2 separate regions of the Mus musculus genome follow, and region 1 is linked to region 2. Evidence: chromatin contacts called from ENCODE Hi-C or POLR2A ChIA-PET data. All regions are on one chromosome and are shown on one strand. The core of a region is the stretch at or near the end of the contact, and the rest is flanking DNA. Distances in the headings are between cores, read along the strand shown.

The links. Hi-C counts contacts between places; a loop is a spot of excess contacts on that map. ChIA-PET counts read pairs that join two places held with the same protein, here RNA polymerase II (POLR2A).
Region 1: a loop to region 2 is called in a map of T-helper 17 cell, with 2.3 times the contacts of the local background. The contact joins the promoter of Laptm5 here to the promoter of Zcchc17 in region 2. A Hi-C loop is called at or near these places in 1 of 37 maps with a recorded cell type or tissue (T-helper 17 cell). POLR2A ChIA-PET finds 5 or more read pairs at or near these places in 1 of 5 experiments (embryonic stem cell).

What each region holds. Positions count from the first base shown.
Region 1 is chr4:130,911,707-130,915,706 of GRCm38, forward strand. It overlaps Laptm5 (lysosomal-associated protein transmembrane 5), which reads left to right and starts at 1,610. Exons shown (of 8, transcript NM_010686.4): 1 at 1,610-1,728. The coding sequence starts at 1,642. Gm38599 (a long non-coding RNA gene) reads right to left here and starts at 2,186. Exons shown (of 5, transcript XR_001784452.2): 1 at 2,069-2,186.
Region 2 is chr4:130,358,212-130,361,819 of GRCm38, forward strand. It overlaps Zcchc17 (zinc finger, CCHC domain containing 17), which reads right to left and starts at 1,781. Exons shown (of 8, transcript NM_153160.5): 1 at 1,665-1,781. Snrnp40 (small nuclear ribonucleoprotein 40 (U5)) reads left to right here and starts at 1,921. Exons shown (of 10, transcript NM_025645.2): 1 at 1,921-2,138. The coding sequence starts at 1,995.

The DNA.
Region 1 (4,000 bases), core at 360-2,859, 550 kb after region 2:
AGCACACGTGTGCTGGGAACCTGAACTCAGGACCTCAGGTCCTCAAGCTTGCTTGGCAAATACTCTATCGATTAAGCTATCCCCCCAGTGCTCAACCTGCCTGATTTTGTTGCCCTGACAGGACAACTCTTTTCAAGATGAGTATGCTGGGGGCCGTTTCTAATCTCTCCTGGGGCAAAAAATGCTGTGGTGTCCAATCCAAACTCCACAGTGTCACAGGACACCTGCTTGGGGCTTCCCACAGGTCTGAGCAAGGGCTTCTTGTCCCTTCCTTTATTGCAGCGTGGGTCATTTATCCCCTGAGACATCAGGGAAGAGTCTTAAGTCAGGGAAGAGTCTCAAACTTACTAATTCCAACGTTTCTTAGAGAGTGGGGAAGAACGCACAATCCCAGGTTTCTGTCTCGAGGGACCCTGCAAAGCGGGTTCGGCCAGGGGTCTCCCAGATCTCCTCCAGGGGTTACAGACCACAAGAGAAAGAGCCTATTACAGGGGCCTGGTACACACTCATGCCTATGGCTTCCCATGTGACAATTCTTCAGAGCCCAGAGTGAGGAGGAGATGGAGATGTGTGAGAAGCCCAGCTTCAGGGAGGGCCTCTAGGGCAGCGGTTCTCAACCTTCCTGGTGCTGTGGTCCTTTAACACAGTTAGTTCCTCATGCTGTGGTGATCCCCACCCATAAAATTATGTTTTGTTGCTACCTCATAACTGTAATTTTACTTCTGCTATGAGTTGTAATGTAAATATCTGATATCCAGAATATCTGATATGTGACTCCCATGAAAGGGTCGGCCGACCCCTGGACAGGTTATGATCCACAGGTTGAGAATTACTACTCTAGAGGCAGTTGGCCTCCGTTCCAGTTCCCACTCCTTTTTAGACTATCTTGGTGACTGCAAGGGAGAAATGGCTTCATCCTGTGCCTCAGTTTTTTCATCTGTGCAATGGGGATAAGAATAGCACCTCCTCCTGGGAAGTGACAGTATTCGCCTTTAATCCCAACACTTGGTAGGGAGAAGCAGGCAGATCTCTATAAGTTTGAGGCCAGCCTGCTCTACAGAGTGAGTTCCAGGACAGCCAGGGCTCTACAAAGAAACCCTGCCCCCCCCCTCCCCCCGCAAACCAAACCAAATCAGACCAGACCAAACCAAACCAAACCAAACCAAACCAAACCAACAGTCCCTCCCTGGAACAGCCCAGGTAAGGAGCTAAGCTTCACAGGATCTCGAAGGAGCAGTTTACTGACAGCTACTGTTTTTACAACCAGACACATTTGAGTTTGAATCCTTCCATTAGAACTACTGTTTGATTAGGGACAGATTTCCATATCGGATTCTTTTTCTAGAAAAGGGCTTCTAGGGCGGTGTTCAGCATCCAGGAAGCAGAGTGCATATAAATGCGGAGCCCAGCCCTGGTGAAGCATTGGAGCCCCTGGGAGTGGTAGATGCCTCAGTCGGGCTCCCTGTGACCCCCCCCCCCCTTCCCTCCCCTGCAGCTGCTACAACCCAGACTTACAGACCTGGCCCCTACCGTCTGAGGGCAAGGCGGAAGTGAGGCAGGCAGCCTGTGGCTTCCTCTTTTTTGTTCTGCTGTGGGCCCAAGACTCCTTACTCAGAGCCTCCGAAGAGGGGACTGCGCACCATGGCCTCCCGTGCAGCGCCGGTCAGACAGACATGCTGTTGTTTCAACATCCGAGTCGCCACCATAGCCCTGGCCATTTACCACATAGTGAGTATTGGGGAGTCTGGGGTGTTTGGTGTGTGTGTGTGTGTGTGTGTGTGTGTGTGTGTGTGTGTGTGCGTGAGGACACACTGAGACCTTCCAACTGGGGGATTGCTACCTATTACTTGTCTGTGGGACCCTGGACAAGCCCTGTGCTACTCTGGGCCTTAGTAGTTCCCTGTGGAGTTGAACAGAATAGTGCCCTTTTGGTTGTGGCTGTGCAAAGAGAAAGGCAGGCTGGCAACGGGGAGGAGTGCAGGTTGGGATTGTTCCAGGATGCCAAGCTCCACACAGGCCCGGGTGTAGGGCTTTCTGGGCCCTTTCCTAGTCTGGGGTCTGGGTTTACCTTTGGACTTCTACTGGGAACCAGCGACTGCTTCCTCTCAGCTCACAGCTCAGTCAAGCTGCCACCTTCTCCCTTCAAGGATGGCTTAAGCTTTGTGGCTGGGGAACTGCTTGGGGGTGGTGGGGGGCAGCCAGCATGTCACAGTGGCTGTCATTGTCACAGTGTGACCCCAGGTCCAGTCTTAGTGACCAGGGATAAGGCTCTCCCTTTGGAGTGGCCTAAAGTTGGAGTCTCTGTTCTCTTCTGCTGGGATTTACCCCTCACCCCCTGCCCCTGGCCACACTTAGCTCTCTGAGGCCCAAACATTTCTTGGCTTCAGTGACTCAGACAGAACCTGTGGCTAACAGCTCTCCTGGGCCTGGAAGAGCTTCCTCAAAATCAACCTAAATCCGTAGGCTGCTGCGCAGAGCCTGGTGACATCTGCTTCCGGCCACAGGCCGTGTGGCACCAGGCAGTGGTACAAACCAGTTCTGTCCTGAAGCTCTTGTGTGCACCTCCCTGCCCCCCTCCCCCATTCCCAGCCTTTGCTGTGCAGTCTCACATGACTTGTTGAACCTCTCTGAGCCTGTTTCTTTAGATCAAAACAGAAGATGAGGATGATAAGAGCTGTGTGTTGGGTGGCTGTGTGGGTGAAGTTGATATCTATAAAGCATGAGGGACATGTGCAACATGGTCCCCTGCCTTTCCATGAGTGTGTCTTGACCCACCTGTCCACCGAAAGCAGGGGTTCTCAACCTTCCTAATGTTGCGACTCTTAAATACGGTCCCTCACGTTGTGGTGACCCCACCCTCCCCAACCGTAACATTATTTTCATTGCTACTTCATAACCATAATTTTACTACTGTTATGAATCATAATGTAAATATATTTTTAGATAAAGAGTTGTCAAAAAGGTCTCAACCCATAGGTTGAGAACCACTGTTCTAGGGCCTGGCATGGGGGATGGGGAGACTCAGAGTCTGTCCTGTACAGCCTCAGCCAGCACAGGAGCTGAGAGGGGCGGTGGCACTCTGTCTCGGCATCAATTCTTTCAGATTGTCATTGCTGAGATAGCACACCATTCTGGGAAGGACGTGACAAGGGTCCTTATGCCAGCTCTGCCAGAGCCAGCTGTTTGAGCTCCTGGGAAAACCCGGCTTGGGGCTTGCTTCCCTATCTAAAGTGGAGACCAGGGGCTGTGGATGGGATCTTTGAACTTAGACGTTTGCAGTATGCTGGAGGTGGGGGTGGGTCACTAAGTGGCTTCAGTGGGGTGGAGGGGCTTGCGGTCGCTGGAACCCTTGCTCCATCTGCTCTGGTGGCTCTGCTCCTGTCTTGCAGAGAAATGTTTCCTGTCTGATTGGCTGGCATCTCAGAAGAGCATAAACATATTAAAAAGTAAATAAACCTGGCAGGCTGCATCGTGCAACCATTGGGTTTTCTTTTTATTCATGCGGTCTAAGCACCTCAGCTGTGGGTGCATGAGTGATGTCCCGTTTCCATAAAGATCAGGACACTGTGGGTCAAGCGATCAGGGAAGGCTTCCTGGAGTGAGTGTCACAGGTGGGGATACTGTAGTGTGGGAGGGGGAGTGTGGATGAGGAGCTGGTGTGCCCGAGGTATGCCAGGTTCCGGACCCTACTGAGACAGTTGGTGGGGGGAGGAAGTGACTTTGTGTGAAGTTGAGCCTTTGAGCCTTTCCTCTGGTGCTCCAGTGTTATTTGGGGCTTGGTCATTCTTTGCATTGTGTTAAGAAGGTCACCTCCTAGCCACCGTTCCAGGTCCCTAGACTTTGAGCCATGATTGTGCAGTCTGCAAAACCACTGCGTGGTATGTGAGTCATTCAGAGCCATGGAATGTTGTAGAGCCGCGGGGTAGGGGTATAAGAAAGAGCAGAGAAGCCTGAAAGTCAGATACCCATCCCAGGGACTGGGTTAGAACACACAGATGAT
Region 2 (3,608 bases), core at 531-3,030:
AGAGATTCAATCTAGAAGATGAGGATATGGAACTCTCAGCTACTCCTGCACCATGCCTGCCCTGATACTAATGTACCAAACCTCTAAGCCTGTAAGCCAGCCCCAACTAAATGGTGGCTTTATAAGAGTTGCCTTGGACATGGTGTCTGTTCACAGCAATAAAACCCTAACTAAGACACGCTTACAAAGGACTTGGGGTTAGAGTTTCTAGCACTCAATCGTAGTTCACATGCTAGCACTGGGCATTCCTAAGGGACAAATACATACATGCACCGGGGAGGCAGAAACAGGTGGATCTGAGTTCAAGGCCAGCCTGGTCTATAGAGTGAGTTTCAGGAGCTCCAGCTACATATTGAGACCCTGTCTTAGGGGAAAAAAAAAAAGAAGATGAAACAATGTGTCACGCTAGCAGCCTGGTATGGGTTGAAAATCCCAATGTTGCCCAGGCTAGCTTTGGTTTTGTTGCTTTTGGTTTTGAGACCTCCTGTCTCAGCCTCCAGTGTTGGGACTAAGAGCATCATCCAATCTATTCTGTCCAATTTACTCCCCTGCTATCTCAAGATACTGTTAAACCTGTCTTCAGTCACAGCTCCAGCTTGGTTCTCACTGGCATTGCTGATCAGAACTACTGTTCATGCTCCCGAAATGGTCTATTTACTCCCAGTAAACCTCTTATCTTTCTCCAATCTCATCACACCATTAAGCCTGAGGGATCAAGTCCTCTTTTGCACCACATTCTGGAGGAGAGAGAAAACTATCGCTGGCTTCCTATTAATTTTAAAGTAAAAGCTTCAACTTCCTGCAAATCTTCATGACTTCCAGGTTCATCCCATACCATATTCACTTTAAGCTAGCGCTCTCGCTCTCGCTCTCTCTCTCCCCCCACACCGGCTCTTTGTGTCTCCCTCATCTTTCCGACTGATAGAACCTGCTGTTCTGTGCAGAACGTTCTCCCTTCCTCTCTTCCCCTAATTAGAACCGTCCCATCAGATAGGAACCGCTCAGATGTCTTTTCCTTTAAAAAGCCTTCAAGTTTATATTAGTAACTCACAGCAAGAGGCATCGCTTGTTTAGGTAGTCTTCCGATCAAATGGTTTTTGTTTAACATCAAATTTGTTTAACACGTTTCCCACACTCTGGGGTAGAGGACCATATTTCTTCAGAATGACCCCCAAACGCACTGCACAATAAATATCATTTGGACCACTTTCGAGAAGACCTGGCACGCAAGCATGATTGTTCGATTTCTCAACTAAACTGTGCTTCGGAAGAACCATCTGATACTTTCCTCATCACTGGCTGTCTCGGGGACATAAATTAAAGCCCTTTTAAAAAGACGGCTAAATCAGTGACAACTAAGTCCGCCGCCTCAGCCAAGTCCGGCACTGAAGCCTGGAGGCCAGGACTCGGGCCAGCACAGAGCTAGACGCAGAATTGGCATCCTGCAGAGCAGCTGTCAAGGGATAGCCGTCTGAGGGTTCGAGTCCTGGAGCCAGAGATGCCAAAGCTCCGCTCCAGCCTACCAAGGGACTTCTCTTTCCGGCGACACCTCCTGCCACCCCATGCTGCTAAGGCTGATAGCTGAAAAGGGCAGGCTCAGGCCTATCACCACCTCGCACCTTCCAGATTGGAACAGCCACCCGCCTGATTCCCCACACACTCACTCCGCGTCCGCGCCTAGCAGGACAGCCGCTTCATAGCTAGGAACGCCAAACCTGCTCCGCTCGTTCTCACCCACGATGCACTGCGCGCCCGAGGGGGCGGGGGAGAACGCCAGCTCCGCGACCCAATCCCAGAGTCGCCTTCTCGTGACGTCATCAGAATGGGACCAATCACAAGAGTGTATTCAGAGGGCTTTCCAGAAGGAAATGTTAGAAGCCAATTGGTTGCTCCTCTCCGGAAGTTCTGGAGGAAGAACTCAGTTGGAACCAATTGCGCGGCGCCTCCGGTCGGCGGCGCGGTTAGTGGCGGCGCCGAGGAGAGTGGCTGCCGCCATGATCGAGCAGCAGAAGCGTAAGGGCCCGGAGCTACCCCTGGTTCCCGTCAAGCGGCCGCGACATGAGTTGCTGTTGGGAGCGGCAGGAGCCGGCCCCGGAGCGGGGCCGCAGCAGGCGACTCCAGGGGCATTGCTGCAGGCGGTAAGTGGGGAGTCATCCCGCCTTTGGCCCTCCGCCCCTCTTCCTACGGATGATGTCGCCTCTGAGGGAACGGAAAGACAGTGAGCCTGAAGTTAAAATAGGCTTCTGTGAAGGTGCCTGGTGTTCTCTGTGTGGTTCATACGTGTTTCCCTAGTAGACGCCTGTTTTCAGCCCTTCAGTGGCATTGAATCATTTAAAACCTTGGCCTCAAAATCAAGACCCAAGCTTCCGCATCCTAAATCTTCAGGGGTTTAGCATAAAAGAAACATTCAGGAAAGTTTGCAGAGTGGACGAATGAATGAGAGGGGAGGCAATGGAAATGAATGATAGCTCGCTTTACTACCTGGTAGAACTTTTTTCTTTCTCTGCATTTATAATTGTAATTAACACTCGTTGGATGTTATCTTGGATGTTTTGCGTGTGAAATTTCCATTAACCATGGTACCTGACTGAAAGAAGCTGTTACTTTGCAAATGGGGAAGGCAAACTTTTTTGTATCCAGAAGATCCATGGCTCCAAGCCAGTGTAGGCTATTTATTATGGCAAAGTCCTGTTGAAAGAGAGAAGAGAAGAGATCTGTGTAACTATGATCTTTTTTTTTACCTTCTTGTTAAAACTGTTTTTATGTCATCTGACATCACTGCAGGTAGAGCTTAATTTAGTATTCCTGGTTTTTGTCTTTGAACCAAGGATTGGTTATTAATCCAGTAGCCAGGGGAATCATGGAAATATTAAGTCACATGGTATACTCTGCTGAAAACATTATGTTGGCTTTCTATTGTGCGTTTTTTTAAAAATCAAATTCTCTGTAATAATCCCCTCCTTACCTTGTTCATCTACCAGTTTTCTGGCATGTCACTTGGCTCAAGACACCGACTTATAATGTTCTTTCTTTCCTTGGTGCTTTTGCTGGAATGTTCTTTTAAATGCCCACATGGTCAGCTGTTTGCTCTTTCAAATCTTTGCTCAGACACCAGGTTTTCAGAGGGGCTTTCCTGACCACTGTGTTTCAAGTTGGAGTGTCCTGTAATCTGGAACCCATACTGTTTCTTCCCATGGCACTCAGCACTGGGTGGCTCTGTGTGCCTTTCTCTCACTTTCCACTAGAATGCAAGGTCTACTGTTTTACTGAGTGCTGTTTTAGGCGTGTGTGTGTGAGTGTGTGTGTGTGTGTGAGTGTGAGTGTGTGTGTGTGTGTTTCATATGTGGGGAGGGGGAACTCAGTGGCCAGAAAAGAATGTTGGATCCTCTGACCCTAAAGTTACAGCCCTTGAAAGCTGCCCATTGTGGATGCTGGGAACTGGACTTGGGTCCTTTAGAAGAGCAGTAAGTGCTCTTAACCACTGAGCCATCTCTTTAGCCAACATGTGACACTTTTTGAATAAAAATGTTGGATGAGTATGATCTTGGTACATTATTTGCATTTATGGATATATCAAAATGAAACCCATTGCTTATAGATAGTACATG